Linked DNA regions of Mus musculus: region 2 is linked to region 1. Evidence: chromatin loops called from intact Hi-C (ENCODE). Cell type or tissue: heart. All regions are shown on one strand. Links, peaks and the distances in the headings refer to the core of each region. The heading gives the core; the rest is flanking DNA. Region 1 overlaps Litaf (LPS-induced TN factor). Region 2 has its middle 14 kb from the start of Gm21859.

Region 1 (8,335 bases), core at 255-8,254:
TCTTTTGAAACTGGTATTAAAGCCAGGCCTGGTGGCACAAAGCTGTAATTCCAGCACTGGGGAGCTGAGGAGGTGGCAGGTCAGGTGTTCTAGGTCAGCCTGGTCTATACTGAAGTCTTCTCTTAAGATAAGCAAAACCTTGGGGCTGGTGAGATGGCTCAGTGGCCAAGAGCACTGACTGCTCTTCCAGAGGTCATGAGTTCAATTCCCAGCAACCACATGGTGGCTCACAGGAGGGATGTGATGCCCTCTTCAGGCAGTCAGCTATATGTGCAGCAGAGCACTTATGCATTAAATAAATACAATTTAAAAAAAAGAAGATGCCAGGCAGTGCTGGTGCATGCCTTTAATCCCAGCACTTGGGAGGCAGAGGCAGGTGGATTTCTGAGTTCAAGGCCAGCCTGGTCTACCGAGTGAATTCCAGGACAGCCAGGGCTACACAGAGAAAGAAACCCTGTCTCCACCCCCCCCCCAGAAAAAAAAAGATAATCAAACCCCCAAATGCAGGTGCTAGGGTGACTACTGTATGAAGCCATCTTAGCTGGTGCCTCTAGGCCATTTCACAACACCTTTTCTTGTCCCTCCCCTGCCAGGTGCAATTTCAGGATTCCTGAACACACCAGTTTTCTGATCTTGTAATTTTCACATGGGCCCTCAGTTTTCATAGTAAATCTAGGAAGTGTGGCTGGCTGTTCATGGAACAGGAAAGGACGGTTTGTCCTTCACATCTGCCTCTCTCATGGCGGAGGATGATTTCAGTTCCTGCTGAGCAGTAGCGGCCTTCTTCCTCTTGTCAGGAGTTTCTGCAAGCTGGGTCAGTGCTAGAAGCAGAGGGGATGGGGTAGGCTATCTCCCGGAGACATCAGCTGGTTTTGGGGGTGAGCTTTGCCTGCCTGCGGCAAATGTCTCTCTGCATTTCCTTTCCTGTCAGGAAACCCACAGTGCACCTCAAACTGTTTTTGGGTCCTGTATAATTTCTTTTGTTGGTGTGTGTGTGTATGTTTCTAGCTCTGAAGTGGGTTTTACAGCATGTTCCTGTCATCTTCTGAACCCACCCCCCTACCTCACCCCACCCCCGTTTTTAATTCTGGAGATCTTGGTGCGCCTTCTCCAGACACCTCTGCATGTGGTCGGGACTTCATTTTTTCTGCTGGGAAGGGAGCCATGTGGGTAGCTCACTTTAAGCTCTTCCATAGCTACGATTTGAAGAAGACACTGGTGGAGCCGGAGTTAATTCTATATGTAACTAGTACCTTTGAACATAGAGCCAGTGTTTAAGTAAGTGATGGGGACTGTCTTGCATCAGTTGTGTAGTAAGCTTTTAAAATCTAGGCTTTATTTTATGTAACGACCTATCTGATGTGGTATGTTAACTTTAAAGGATTTATTTATGCACTGGGAGTCGCACGCCGTAGTGTGCGTATGGGGGGAGGGGAGCTGGAGAGCAGCTTTGTGGAAGTCAGGTGTTTTTACCAAGTGGGTCTTGAGGACTGAGTTCAGGCGGTTAGTTCTGACAGGAGCACCTTTACCCACTGAGCCACCTTACTGGCTGGCTGTCTTGGCATTTCTTGATGTTGATTTACCAAGCCCCCCAACCCGTGTCCTTACTCACTTTGAAATGCTAGTCTAAATCCCCAGGGACTCCTCTCCTTGGGGTCCAGTGGAGTTTCCTTGAAGGACTCTGGCCTTCTCTCTGTAGAGGCCCACTCTTTGCTTCCCACACATTCCAGAACAGGACTGATCTCTGGGTGGAGGTACTAGGACTGCCCGGGCCTGGTACCATGGCCCACTGCCCTCAGTCCTGGCTGCCTGTGTCCTGAGACAGGCTTATATAGCTCTCTTCTAAAGCCACAGAGCCTGTTGTGCCTGCTTGGGAAATAGCCACACGAAAGCCAGCCCTGTGCCGCATGACTGCTGAGCATCAGCCATTCAGGGCACAGCCTGGATCCCGGAATATAAGTTCCAGGCAGGCAGCAGCTCTGCCAAGGGCAGAAAAACTCTATGCCTTCATGGAAGCCACTGTGTCCCTAGCTGCCCTGGGACTCCACCTTGCAAATGAGAAATTTTGTGATTGGGGTTTACTTTGGGACCTTTAAGAGACAGGCTCTTGCTGTGTATCTCAAACTGGCCAACAACGACCCTAAACTTCGGATCCTCCTGCCTGCCTCTCAACCTTGTGAGTGTTGACATTACAAATATTTGCCACCATATCCAGTTTTTGAAATGCTGGGATCAATCCAGGGCCTCACGCACACTGGCAAGTGCTCCCAGCTGAGCCACATCTCCAGCTGATATACTTCTTGTTAAGATTAAAAACATGTCTATGTGAGTTTTGCCTTCATAGATGTGTGCATCACACGTGTGCTCTACCTGCAGATGCCAAAAGAAACCTGTAGTTACAACGTAATTCTGAGCCCCATGTGGCGTGGGCCATCTGCTTTACAGGGAGGGCGGCTTAGGGCTGGGCCGGTGGTTCTGCGGTTACAAAAATACACATTTCTCCTCCAGGGACAACATGAGATTGGGTCCCATCATCCATGGCAAGTGGCTCAAAACTGTCACTATAGCTCCAGGGCATCTATGACCTCTTCTGGCACTTCATGTTCTCTCTCTCTCTCTCTCTCTCTTTCTCTGGCACTTCATGTTCTCTCTCTCTCTCTCTGCTTTTTCTCTCTCTCCCTTTCACTTACACACACACTTACTTAAAAGTAAAGATTTTAAAAGAGGTAGATTTATTGAGCATCTTGTTATGTAGGTCAGGCTGTCCTTGAACTTGTCTCTTCCACTCCAGGGCTGAGATTACAGTGTGGGGCACTGTGCCCTGAACATAGTTACTTTGTAAAAACAAAACAAAAACATAAATGGTCATGTATCAGTTGTACAAATTGAAATTTTGTATTTTTAGTATTCGATTTTTATATTCAATTTGTAAATGCAAATTGAAAAAACCCCCCATGTAACCAGCCAGCCCTATGTGACGAAAGAAAATGGCCAATCTTAAAATACCCTCTCCTACTCCTTCTAGAGCTCTCTCTCCTGGTATCTAAGGCCGGGTCTTGCTCACACCTTGCCCATATTTGACATGTAAATACTGCTGTCCTTTCTGCAGGTTAGTGAAAACCACATTGATTGAACAAGAAATGTTGGGTTCTGCTGGGTTCTGAGTGTGTGGGCTAAAGGGATAGTCTCCTCAGATGCAGCTCGTACCTCCCCCTGGGTCTCTAGGTTCCGGTTATTTGGGGCACAATAGCTTCCTTTTTTTTTTTTTTTTTTTGGTTTTTCGAGACAGGGTTTCTCTGTGTAGCCCTGGTTGTCCTGGAACTCACTCTGTACACCAGGCTGGCCTCGAACTCAGAAATCTGTTTGCCTCTGCCTCCCAAGGGCTGGGATTAAAGGCGTGCGCCACCACACCCGGCAATAGCTTACTTTTTACCTGTACTTGAAAGTCCCTTTTGAAGGTGATAATTTCCTTGACTGTTCTGTTTGGCAGATTGGAGGTTGAAAACTTGGGCCATAGGGGAAGGGTGCAGGGAATATGGCTGCCTTCTTTCTCCCCTCCCGCTTTGGTGGTGTTTATGACAGTCTTAGGAAGTCTGGGATGGTCTCTAACACTTGTTCCATAGCTGAGGATGATCTTGGTCTGCCTCCACCTCCCCAGTACTCCATCCAGCATGGGCCATTCCCCCACTTTCTGGGTCAAGAGAATTTCTTATGGGTGTCTTCTATTTTTGTTTTAGGTAAAATGTCGGCTCCAGGACCTTACCAAGCAGCTGCAGGCCCTTCAGTAGTGCCCACCGCACCCCCAACCTATGAAGAAACAGTGGGTGTCAACAGTTACTACCCAACGCCCCCAGCACCTATGCCGGGACCAGCCACAGGGCTCATTACAGGCCCAGATGGGAAGGGAATGAATCCACCTTCGTACTACACCCAGCCTGTGCCTGTCCCCAACGCCAACGCAAGTATGTCTGTTATCCAGGTTCTTGCAGCTCCTTAGTCACCGAGCGTGTGGACTCCAGGAGGGAGAGGGTGGCAGTGAGGTGTCAGAGCCAAATGACAGACACTGTGATGTCCACCCCACCCTAGTTTCTCATAGGATGTTTCAGACATCTCATTGTTGAGGACTGCAATTTCCCTATTATAAGACACATTTATGGAAGCCAGCAAGATGGCTCAGTGGGTAAAAGTGCTTGCTGCTAAGCCTGACTACCTGAGCTTGCTTCCCAGGACTCAAATGGTGGAAAGAATTGGCTCCTCAAAGTTGACCTCTGACCTCCACATGCATGTACATGTGCGTGCACACACACATGCACAGATGTTAATAAAAATGTAATCAAAATAAATGAACAACAAAAACCCCAAGAAAAGTATGTTTAGGATCCTCTCGTGCCTGCTGGGTCCTCCGCCCTCGCCACCACCCCTGCCCCTGAGTACTTAGAGTGGGAGGTTGGGAGGTCAGAGACAGAGTCGTGTGGCCAACTGCCATGAGAACAGGAGTAAGAAACAGAAACAGTGTTGAGTAAGAAGATGATGCAGCCGGGCAGTGGTGGCGCATGCCTTTAATCCCAGCACTTGGGAGGCAGAGGCAGGTGGATTTCTGAGTTCAAGGCCAGCCTGGTCTACAGAGTGAGTTCCAGGACAGCCAGGGCTACACAGAGAAACCCTGTCTCAGAAAAAAAAAAAGGGAAAAAAAAAAAAAGACAATGCTTCTGGACCCTTGGGGGCCCTCTCCATAGTCCTTTTCCTTGAGTCCTCTGTGGCCAAGTGTGTGGGTACACTATTTGGCACTGTAAGCTGATGAGAACTGTCTGAGGGGCCAGCAGGGTTTGTCTACACTGTCCTTCCGTCTTTGTGTTTGTGTGTGTACCTATGGAGGTCAGAGGTCAACCACAGTGTTCTGTTTAGTTTTAGCTCTATATTTATATAAATATATATTTTTATAAAATGCATTAGCACGTGTGTATGTGTGTAGGTGCTAGAGTGTATGTATGTGTGTATGTATGTATGTATGTATGTGTGTATGGTGTATGTATGTATGTGTACCACGTTGCATACCTGATACAGAATTTACCTTGGATTTACAGGGGTTGTGAGCCACCATGTGGGTGCTGGGAAGAGCAGCCAGTGCTTTTAATTGCTGAGTCATCTCTCCAGCCCCCTCTCACCTTTCTTATGTCTCAGTTCCTGTATCTGTGATGTCTGGTAGCAGCTCTCTGAGTCAGTGGTCATTCTGTTAAAATTAACTTCCTTGTGTGAAGCACAGAGCCATCATCTGCTAAGAAGAAGCCAGTGTGGTTGTTGTGTTCAGTTTTGACTTCTTGGGGTAGAGAGTGAGCTAGCAACTTTTTTGATACAGGGTATTGCTGTGTAGCTGTAGTTGGTATATAGACCAGGCTCGTTTTGGACTCCTGATTTTCTTACCTCTAATTCCCTAGTGCTTGGATTATAGCCGTGCCACACCATGCCCAATTTATGAAGTCCTGAGGGTTGCCACATACTAGGCAACCACTCAGCCAACTGAACCTTGGCACCAGCCCTCTAGTCTATTAGACCATCCTGTGATCAAGAAATAACTTGATCTTGAACCAAAACAAAACAAAAATTATTTACTGCAATTTTTGTTTTTGTTTTTCGAGACAGGGTTTCTCTGTATAGCCCTGGCTGTCCTGGAACTCACTTTGTAGACCAGGCTGGTCTCGAACTCAGAAATCCACCTGCCTCTGCCTCCCAAGTGCTGGGGTTAAAGGCGTGCACCACCACGCCCGGCCTTACTGCAAATTTATGCATAGCCGAAGTGTGCGTCTTCCTGCCTTTTACAAGCAGAGTCTCAGTGTTAGGAGTTAATGCTGGGTGGCCCCAGTCCTCTGAACCCAGGCCATATAAGTGCATTCAAAGGACCCAGCAGTGTAGGAGAGTCACTTTGACAGAGACATAGCTAAAACAGCTTTCCCAGGACAGGTGGTCTAGGAGAACCAGGTCCTGCTAGGAGGACAGGAAAGTCTTTCTCTCTTCTCTATGAACTTTAAAAAAAAATCCCTCAGAAAATTATGAAAAATCTGTCACTGTTTGCTCTCTCTGTTTGTCATTTTTCTTTCTTTTCTGTTTAAAAACATACATGATACTTGGGGCACAGGAGGAGGATTGCCACAAATCCAAGGTCTGCATTATCTATGTGGTAAGTTCCAGGCTAGCCAGGGCTACATACATAGTGAGGCCCTGTTCTATCCCATCCCTTTCTAAACTTTACGTATACACAGATACAGTCGACATAAAATCAACTATTGTCAGCTTCTGAGGCAGGAGGACCACAGGTTTGAAAGCAGCATGGGCTATATGGTAAGATTCTCATAATCACAAAAATATGAAGGACAAGAAAGTTTACTATTTCACTTAAAAATAATACTTGAATTTATTCTTTGCACATTTCATGTGTGTGTGTATCTGTCTGTCTGTCTATTCATATATTCTTGATCATTATTCCCCTCTGCCTCTCTCTCTCCCCCTATCTGTCTCCTTCCCACCTCCATGTCCTTCCTATTACCCCTTTAATCACCTTGAAGTACAGCTCAGTGGTGTTAGGTAGACACACTGTCCACCCCCACTGTCTAGTTTCTGAACTCTCTGTCTTTCCAGAGTGCAACAGCATCTGCCCACAGGCACTGACTGACGTGCGATCCTGTAGGCATCTGTGGAGTTTCCCAGTGCTTGTCCTTCTGTGACTGGCTGATGTCACTCAGCGTGGCTCTGCTGTGCCAGAATCTCCATCCCTTTAAGGCTGAGATAGAATTGTCTGGACAAGTACCTCTTATCCTTTCATCCTTGGAAGCCACTGGGCTATTTATGCTTTGGGGCTAACAAGAGTGATACCACTATGAGCTTGGGCTCTGGGGTAACCACTGTGGCCCCAGCTCTCATGTGTGAACACCAGCCACTCCTTGCTCACTGAGTCACCTGTGCTGTCTTCTGCCCTTAGTTGCCGTGCAGACCGTTTATGTGCAGCAGCCTGTCTCCTTCTATGACCGCCCCGTCCAGATGTGCTGTCCTTCCTGCAGCAAGATGATCGTGACCCAGCTGTCCTACAATGCGGGAGCCCTCACCTGGCTCTCCTGTGGCAGTCTGTGTCTGCTGGGGTGAGTGAACTGCTCCTTAGCCTCTGGAGGATGCCCACTCTGGGGTGATTGGTATTCAGAGTGGGAACTTAGCTATGGTAGGGGCTATCCTGTGCATTGTAGGAATGTGTGTATGAGTGTGGGAATGTGTATGCATGACTGTAGAAGGTTAGCCTCCTGTTTGTCTTGTGTATTAAGACAAGGTCTCTTACTGCTCTTAGACATGCAAAGAGGTTAGGGTGGCTGAATAGTAAGTCCCATAGACCCTGACCAGCTCCCCACCTCAGGATTAGAAGCTGATGCCAGCATGCCTGCTTCCCCGATACCCTCAAGATAATTTAAGAAATTACTTCCCTTTTCTCCTTCCTCCCTCCCTCTCTTTCTTTCATTTTCTTGTGTGTGTGTGTGTGTGTGTGTGTGTGTGTGTGTGTGTACATGGACATATGCCATGGCACACAAATCAAGGTTCAAGGACAACTTTCAGTGGACAGTTCTTTCTGCCATGTAGTTCAAGGAATTGAACTCAGGGCCTCGTGCTTGCAAGGCAGAGTCTTGTCTGGCTGAGCTATTCCCAGATACCTGGAGGATTTTTCTTTTTTTCCTTCTGTTTTTATGCTGCTGAGGTCAGAACTCAGGATCTCAACGTGCTAGGCTTGCTCCTGTCTGTGTACCTCAGCCTGGTTGAGGATGTTGAAGGCTGAGCACAGTGGTGTGTCCTATAATCCAAGCACCAACAGGAGGAGGTGAAGGCAGGAGAATGAAACTTAAGGGCTGCCTGGGTTACAGAGTGAGACCCTGTCTCAGTAAAACACAAAGCAGGGCCAGCAGATAGCTCAGCAGCTAAGTGTGCTTGCCGCCAAGCCTCACAATCCCCAGAACCCACACGGTGGAAGGAAAGACCAGACTCCCAAAAATTGTCCTCAGACCTCCACACGTGTGCCATGACGCATAGTTTGGGTTTTATGATATTTGTAGGAAGCCCTACCTGTGTGCAGAAGTTGACTAGACTGACTGTAAGAGGAGTCATCTGGGGAAGTTGATTTCCTCATCACTAGAACTCTGAAGACAGCTTTGTCCTCAAGTTAACCCCAGCCCACTCCTGTTGAAGTTTGACTGGATGCTGCCGGCTCATTTGTTGGAATTTTTCACGTTTATGCAGCTAGGTTGGCTGAACAGGCAAAACACAGGCCATGGGGCCATCGAACATGTGAACTCTGTGTCCCTCC
Region 2 (8,335 bases), core at 261-8,260, 65 kb after region 1:
TTTGATTTATGTGGCCTCACTGGAGGCAAACCTTCCATGTGTCCTGTGGCACAAGGCTACCCTAATGTTCCCTTGTCAATCACTCTACATCCTAAGCCCCTACCATCTTTCTCTTTGTTACCTCCCCTTACCTCAGACCTCTTTTCTGTTCCCTAAACAAACCTCAGGTCCCTTGTTGGCATGTCCTTTTCCTTGCAAAATACCTTTTCCCACTTCTGGAACATGTGTTTGCTATAGTTTGTTCCATTTCTATTCAAGTAATGCAAAATTATACAGAGTTTAGATTTTTCTGAGTCTGGGTTAGTGTCCTGGAGCTCATCATGTTATGACCATGGAGGTACTTAAAACGATTGTTTCAAGACAGTTTCTCTGTTTAGCCTTGGCTTTCCTGGAACTTGCTCTGTAGACTAGGCTGGCCTGAAACTATAGATATCTGCCTGCCTCAGCCTCTGAAGTGCTAGAATTGAAGGTGTGTGCCACCACTGACGTGTTGCAGTAAATCTCCTCCCAAATATGCCCCAGCAATGAAAACAGAACTCAATATAAATACATGTTGTGTGCCTAAATTGGGCAGACCTACCGCTACACTACCATCTTCCACATCTATGAGACCCCTTAGAACTTGCAGTTTCTCCAGGCCATGTGCTTCTGCTCTGCTTTTCTTCTTCCTCCTCCTCTGCGTCCTCTCCCTCTTCCATTTTCTCCTTCTTCCTTCTCCTCACCTTCCACTCCACCTTCCCTTTTATCTGCCCAATCATCAGCTCTCCTTTATTTTACAAATTAAGGTGGGAAGCAGGTTTATAGGAAATTACCTGAGTTCTGACTCATTCCTTGTTCTCAACCACTCACAGAAGATCGGAACTAACGTCAAATATAATTAGCCCAGGGCTATCCACAGCACTGTCAGGCTGATTTTTTTTTTTTTCCCCTTGAGATGAGGTGGCACTGAGCCCAGTCTGGCCCACAACTTCTCAAGTAGCTGAGGATGGCCTTGAACTTCTGATCCTCCTGCCTGGTTTCCTAGGGGCTGGGATCACAGGCGTGCCTCACCATGCCCTGGTTGCCTGCAGTGCTGGGGATGGAACCCAGGCTGTAAGTGGGAAGCTCACACCAACTGAGCCCCACCCCAGCCCCTTAGGTGCACTTTCAACAGTAAAAGTTATAAAAGCAGCCCTCTGCCTGTCTTCTGACCCCAGCCTTGCTCCTGACAGTGCCCAGTGTGTATCCTCTCCACTGTTTCCTCAGATACTGCTTTAAAAATGATAGAACCCGGCTGCCATCTCTTACATTTCAGTAAGCATTCTTGATAAATGTCTTGCTTAAGAAAATGAGAATTTGCTGGGCAGTGGTGGCACACGCCTTTAATTCTAGTACTCGGGAGGCAAAGGCAAGCGGATTTCTGAGTTCAAGGCCAGCCTAGTTTAGAGTAAGTTCTAGAACAGCCAGGGCTACACAGAGAAACCCTGTCTTGAAAACCAAAAAAAAAAAAAAAAAAAAAAAAAAAAAATGAGAGAGAGAGAGAGAATTTAATTCTCACAAGGGCCCTTTTCCAAATATCCATTTCCTCTCCTCCTTTGAGGTTCTGTGTTTACGTGATGGAACTGTATACATGCCTTCTTGGCAAAGATGTATAGATGTATGCAGTATGACGGTTATAACTTTCTGTTTCTCCCTGAGTTACAATCACCTCTTTTATATTTGATATATTTTCTGGTTTCTTCCTTTTAATTATTCCCATGGCTCTTAAGTGACTTTGCCAGAACCAGGCATGTCAGAGCACGTACGGGTTTTCCATACTTCAGATCGTTTCCTTAAACCGTCTTCATGAAACCATGTCTTTAATCCCAGCACTCAGAAAGCAGAGACAGGTGGATCTCTGTGAGTTCCCGGCAAGCCCGGTCTACAGAGTGAGTTCCAGGATAGTCAGGGCTTTTGCTCAGAGAAATGCTGTCTCAAAGAACAAACAAAACAAAGGAGCCTTCATGGAGCCTTTACATTGGCCCTTCTGCATTGCCTCCTGTCACTCTTACTCACCTAGGCACAGCCCCTGCGTTTGGTGCCTTTGCAATCTTTTCACAAGCTCCTTTGTTCAGAGGGAGCGCCCCCTCCAGTCGCTTCCAGGAAGGTGCACTAGTTTCCAATGGCCACTATAACAAATGGTCACTAACAGCATGGCTTACAAAGCAGAAAGCTGTCACAATCCTGAAGGTCGTCACCAAAAATCAAAGGGTCATCAGGACTTGCTCCCCCTGTCACTCTGCGTGTGTGTGTGTGTGTGCACACATTTCCTTCTTTTTATAAGTACACCAGTTATATTGATTTAAGGGCCAGCCTCCAGGATGGTCCCATCTTAACTAAAGCTGCCCTAAGAAAGGGGTTTCTCAACCCAAGGCCATCACCCACAGGCCATAACATCCTCATAAACGCAGTTACAGCTCTCAGACATGAACTGTGTAGATGACAGTGTCATGCTACAATGTTCACCTGCTTGGCAGACATCGGTACCTCACCTAAGCATCGTAACCCGTGTCTCATAAACTAGAATTAAACACACTAATCTCCAAAGAGCCACTGGGTGAGTTGTGATAAACGTGAATGCACTATGGTCCAGGTTCCTGTCAAACTTCACATTCCTCTCATTCCTTAAAGTTCCCTCACGTGCCAGCGCAGGTATCCCCAGCTTTGCATGGTGATGATGAGACTTCGATGAACAGCCTCTCTAGAGCTGCCAATCACTCCTTTCCTGCCCTGCACAGCGGCTTCTCTCTGTGTTCTTGTAGGAGCTTTGACCTTGGACAGTCCATGGCTCACAGTGTCTGTGCCTCACCGGCTCTACTGACCACACAGGGCCATGTTCCAGGCTGTCTCAGAACTGATGCTGGCCAAGGCCTGGACCCTCAAGGATCTGGAAGTCAGCATGACCTGCAGGAGCCAGGGCCATGATAAGGAAGTCAAGATCCCAGTGCACACTGAGGCCACCACCTACCTCGGGGGAAGCAGTGCAGGTGGCTCTCTGCCACCCCCTGTGTAGGCCTGCATGTGTGCATGTCTTTATTGTGCATATGCCTTGTGTGCACAGGTTGCTGTTTGTTCTGGCTTGGTTTTTGTCAGCCTGACATAAATTAAACTTAATTGAGAACTTGCCTCTATCAGCTTGTCAGTAGGCAAGTCTGAAGTGCATTCCTTTGATTACTGATTGATGGGGGAGGTCCCAGCCCATGGTGAGTGGTACCACCCCAGGCAGGCAACCCTGAGTGCTATAAGAATTTGGGCTGAGCATGCCATGGAGAGCAAGCCAGTTAGCAGCACCTTCCATGGCTTCTGCTCCAGTGCCTTTCTCCAGGTTCCTGCCCTGACTTCCCTCAGTGCTGGTGTGTGGCCTAAGACCTGTAAGATGAAACAAACTTTTTGCTTCCCAAATTGCTTTTGGCCATGGCATTTTATCACAGCAATAGAAACTCTAAGATGGTGTTTGTGCATATGCATGTGTGTGCTGTATATGTGTGTATATGTGCCTATCACGGACTTGTGTATTTGTGTCTGTCTGTAAGCATATATGCTTGAGTGTGTGTGTACACAGGATTAGGGTCGAACAAGGGTCTCATATAACCTAGACAAGCCCAATGTCCCTGCTGTCATTCCCCCTGTTGTCAGTGGTACCCTTGACACCTTCTACACACTGGGGAAACTGGAGGTCTGTGGCTGATACCATTCCCCAGACACAGGTTCTGGACTCAGCCGGTCTTATCAGAACTGTCACCAAGAGAATCTTAAAAAGAAGCTAACAAGAGAAGCTAGATCCCTGTGTGATTGCTTAGCAGTTTCCCGGGTGAGAGACTCTGAAGGTGATCAGATTGTCCATCAGGCCACCCAATGCTTTGAGGGTACACCTGGCATTAACAGTGACTTCTGAGAAGGACCATTCTCTGCCCATGCCAAGTGTGGAAGCATGGCAGGGTAAGGACAGGCACTGTCACCAGGATGTGTCCCAGAGATCCTGTCCAAGCCCTATCTCTTCTGGAACAATGCAGGACCAGGGGAAGTCCAGCCTAGCTCATCATTGGGAGCAGCAGGATGGGTGAGCACTGGGTAGCATGGCTGTGGAGTTATTCTTGATGATCTCAGGTGATGTGAGGAGGTGTCAGGGACACCCAGGGCAGGAGTGTGAGGAGGAGGTGGTGGCTGGCTTTTGTGGGCCACCAGCTGGTGGAGAAAGTAGCTTAGATGAGGTTCCAGGGAGGCGGGGCCTGCTGGTAAAGTGGAAGTGCCTGGGTCTTAAGGGGTTGGGGGATATATGACTCTACAGTCTCCAACTGACAGCTTGTTCAAGAAGCTGTGAGGAGGAACTGGTAAGTGGGACACATGGAAGAAAGCTCATCCCATAACAGAAAGAGGGTGGCAGTGAGGTGTCAGAGCCAAATGACAGACACTGTGATATCCACCCCACCCTAGTTTCTCATAGGATGTTTCAGACATCCCATTGTTGAGGACTGCAATTTCCTTATTATAAGACACATTTAGTGGCCAGCAAGATGGCTCAGTGGGTAAAAGTGCTTGCTGCTAAGCCTGACTACCTGAGCTTGCTTCCCAGGACTCAAATGGTGGAAAGAATCGGCTCCCCAAAGTTGACCTCTGACTTCCACATGCATGTACACGTGGGTGTACACACACATGCACAGACGTTAATAAAAATGTAATCAAAATAAATGAACAACAAAAACCCCAGGAAAAATAAGTTTAGGATCCTCCCGTGCCTGCTGGGTCCTCCGCCCTCGCCACCACCCCTGCCCCTGAGTACTTAGAGTGGGAGGTTGGGAAGTCAGAGACAGGGTGGAGAGAAAAACTCTGTCCTGTGGCCAACTGCCATGAGAACAGGAGTAAGAAACAGAAACAGCGTTGAGTAAGAAGATGATGCAGCCAGGCAGTGGTGGCGCACGCCTTTAATCCCAGCACTTGGGAGGCAGAGGCAGGTGAATTTCTGAATTCAAGGCCAGCCTGGTCTACAGAGTGAGTTCCAGGACAGCCAGGGCTACACAGAGAAACCCTGTCTCGAAAAGACAAAAAACAAAAAAACAAAAAAAAGAAAGAAAGAAAGAGAGAGAGAGAGAGAGAGAGAAGAGAGAGAGAGAGAGAGAGAGAGAGAGAGAGAGAGAGAGAGAGAGAGAGAAAGAAAGAAAGAAAGAAAGAAAGAAAGAAAGAAAGAAAGAAAGAAAGAAAGAAAGAAGCCGGGCGTGGTGGCGAACGCCTTTAATCCCAGCACTCGGGAGGCAGAGGCAGGCGGATTTCTGAGTTCGAGGCCAGCCTGGTCTACAAAGTGAGCTCCAGGACAGCCAGGGCTACACAGAGAAACCTTGTCTCAAAAAACCAAAAAAAAAAAAAAAAAAAAAGAAAGAAAGAAAGAAAGAGAAAAAAGAAAAAAGGAAACAGGTAGGCTAAGAAGCACCAGCCCCTGTCTAGAGCCCAGGTTCTGCTACTCTGTGCCTCCCCCTGTCAGATCTGCGATGTAAGAGGGCAGTAAAGCCAGGCACTGGCGGGGATCTCATCCAGTGTCAGTTAGTGTGGACTGGCCATGTGCTGTGTGCCAAACCCTGATCCAGGCTCAAGGAAAGTGGCAGAGACCAGAAGGAAAAGGGGACCCCCTGACCTCAGTGCGTGTGTGTGCACACACACACAGACACACACACACAGACACACACACACAGACACACACACAGACACACACACACACAGACACAGGCACACAGACACACAGACACACAGACACACACACACACAGAGGTCATCTTAAGTGACCAAGCCCTGCTGGAGAGGAGAATGACTGCATTTTCACCCCATTGTAAAGGCAAGAAAAGGGAGGCATAGGACATTAGGTCCTGGGTTCCATGCTAACTGATGATCCTGTGGATGTGGTCAGACATCAGATGGGGTTGGCTGGCAAACAGTGTGTGCTGTGTATGTTTGCTGAGACAAGGTTACAGTATGTAGCTCGGGTTGGCCCAGGTTGGCCTAAAACTCATGATCCTCCTGTCTCTGCCTCTCAAATTCTAGGATTGCAGGCATGTGCCGCCATGTTGGGCTTTTTATTTCCTTGTCTTTCCGTGTGTGTGTGTGTGTGTGTGTGTGTGTGTGTGTGTGTGTGTGTGTGTGTATGTGTGTGTGTTCACATGCACGTGGAGGTCCCAGGTTAATCTCAGGAATCGCCCTCAAGCATTTTCACCTTGTTCTATGAGGCTAAGTCTCTCAATCAAACCCAGAACTCACCAATACATCTGTTTGCATTGGAGATTCCACCTGTCCCTTCCAAGGCTAGACTAGAAATGAGTCACCATATCCACAGGGTATTTATGTGGGTTTGGGGATCTGCACTCTGGTCTTTACACTGGTGGCAAGTGTTTTAACCACTTCGCCATCTCCCTGGCCCCATGTCAGGCTTTGATTGGCAGCTCTTGGAGCACAGGGCTGCTGAGTGCCCTCCAGTGTCACACTCTCTGTGACTTTAGGACAACCTCCGAGTGGAGGACATAGCTGTCCCCTGATCTTGCCAGCTGCTTTAATGTCTGTGGTCTGTCTTTTCTCCACACCCAAGCATCCCTGGCACCTCCTGGTCCTGCAGAGCCTCCTCTTACAGGGGACCTCACAGTGGACAAACTGTGCTAGCATCACTCTCTGGAGACCAAGGCTGTCCTGAATGGCCAAGAGGAGAGGTTATACACTATGGTGCTGGGCTGCCAGGCTGGACACCTCTATGTGAGTGGGCTGTTGGGAAGATGTCTGGGAACAGAGCACCCACTCACCTCGTCTGCACAGGCCTGACACACACACAGACACAGGCACACAGACACACACAGACACTCACACACAGACACAGGCACACAGACAGACACACACACACATATACACAGACACACACACACACATATACACAGACACACACACACACATATACACAGACACACACACACACACACAGAGGTCAATGACCATAGGGTTCTTTCCCAGAGCCTGGAGGGATGCCTGGTGGCTTGGAATCCTCGAAATGTGAGTAACCTTCCCACCCCAATTGTCCGTGTTCAGTTTTATCACCTCTGATCCAGACTAGCATGATGTTTTTCTGCCTGGAATCTTTGCCTCCCTCTGTGTCTCATGCTACAGTCTGCTTGGCAGCCATAGGGAACGTTACAAGATGCTAGCATGGTTTGTTATAGCCCTGCCCCAAGAACTCACAGCTTGCCTTGGGATGGCAAGCCCAGTTCTGCTGCCACAGCTGCTTCATCCAGGTCCTCTACTGCCTTCCTGAATCTTTCCTGCCTCAGGTCCTTGGCACATCCTGCAGTTGGAGCTGCCACTGCTCCTTCAGCTTCAGTTTCCTTCTGCCATCTATAGAGAGTAAATTCACACCTCTTGTCTCCTTAAATGATTTCGCCACTCCCCACACCCACACACTCCCCACCTTATCCCCCCACCTCTCTATTCCCAGTTCAGCTCTGAGCCTCTATGTGACATGGTCTACTTACGTTTGCATGATTGCCTCTCCAGTCTGCTCTGCCGGTTGTAGTGCTCCCAGGGGCTTCCCTAGGAACCATGACTTCTCCAATTTCAAGGGGTGTGGTATATAATAATTGCTTAAGGCGTCATTGTAAGTCAGTCAGCTTGATGCTATTTATAGTTCGCTAGCCTGCAGAAATAGCAGTGTCTCTTTCAGGCCTGTGGGTTCGTGGTCTCTGTCACAGTGACTTCATGTCCTTACTCAGTGTGCAAGTACAGAAGTAATTGCTTAGTGAGTATGTGCAACTATATCCAAATAAAACTTTATGGGACTGGAGGGATGGCTCAGCAATTAAGAACACTTGGTGTTCATTCAGAGGACCCTAGTTCAATTCCCAGCACCCATAACCACCCTTAACTCCAGCTTGAGGCATCTGATGGCCTCTTCCAGCCTCTACAGGCACCTGTATTCATACCTAGAGACACAGGACTAAATATACAAATAGCAGATGGCGGGGTCAGGAGGACCTCTGAGAGTATGTAGCTCACCTGGTCAAATTCCAGACCAGCCAGGACAATACAGGCTGCACTGGCCTGTGGCCTTTGATTTGCAGTCTTGGCACATACACCCTAGCCTCACATGGCCCATGTCCCTGGGCCTCAGCTCCCTTTCTTGTGGAGTGGGCAGTGTGTCTGTTTTTCCATAGTGGCCATAGCTCAGAGAGTAACTGGTCCTAAGCACGTGACATGTTTACCAGGCCCTCATTAGACTCCTGACCCGCTCAGGAGAGATCACCACAACCTCCAACAAGCATTTATTGAACACCGACTGTGTGCACACAGAATAAAA

The links. A loop is a pair of places that touch in the nucleus more often than their neighbours do. Peaks named below come from ENCODE experiments on the same cell type or tissue, not always from the same donor. Only the 100,000 strongest peaks of a DNase experiment are listed, where the experiment ranks them.
Region 2: it touches region 1 in a loop (4-fold over the local background); 4 of 42 quality-filtered maps call a loop at or near these places.

Annotation. Positions count from the first base shown.
Region 1 is chr16:10,962,052-10,970,386 of GRCm38, reverse strand. Litaf (LPS-induced TN factor) reads left to right here. Exons shown (of 4, transcript NM_019980.2): 2 at 3,738-3,962; 3 at 6,974-7,130. The coding sequence starts at 3,743. Among named protein-coding and RNA genes, the nearest start is that of Litaf, 27 kb to the left of the region's middle. In heart, for the core only: CTCF peaks have their summits at 255 (motif pointing left) and 5,105; a DNase peak (open chromatin) is centred at 786; H3K27ac peaks cover 194 bases.
Region 2 is chr16:10,896,820-10,905,154 of GRCm38, reverse strand. No RefSeq gene overlaps it. Among named protein-coding and RNA genes, the nearest start is that of Gm21859, 14 kb to the left of the region's middle. In heart, for the core only: a CTCF peak has its summit at 2,098; no DNase peak of the experiment used is centred there; H3K27ac peaks cover 497 bases.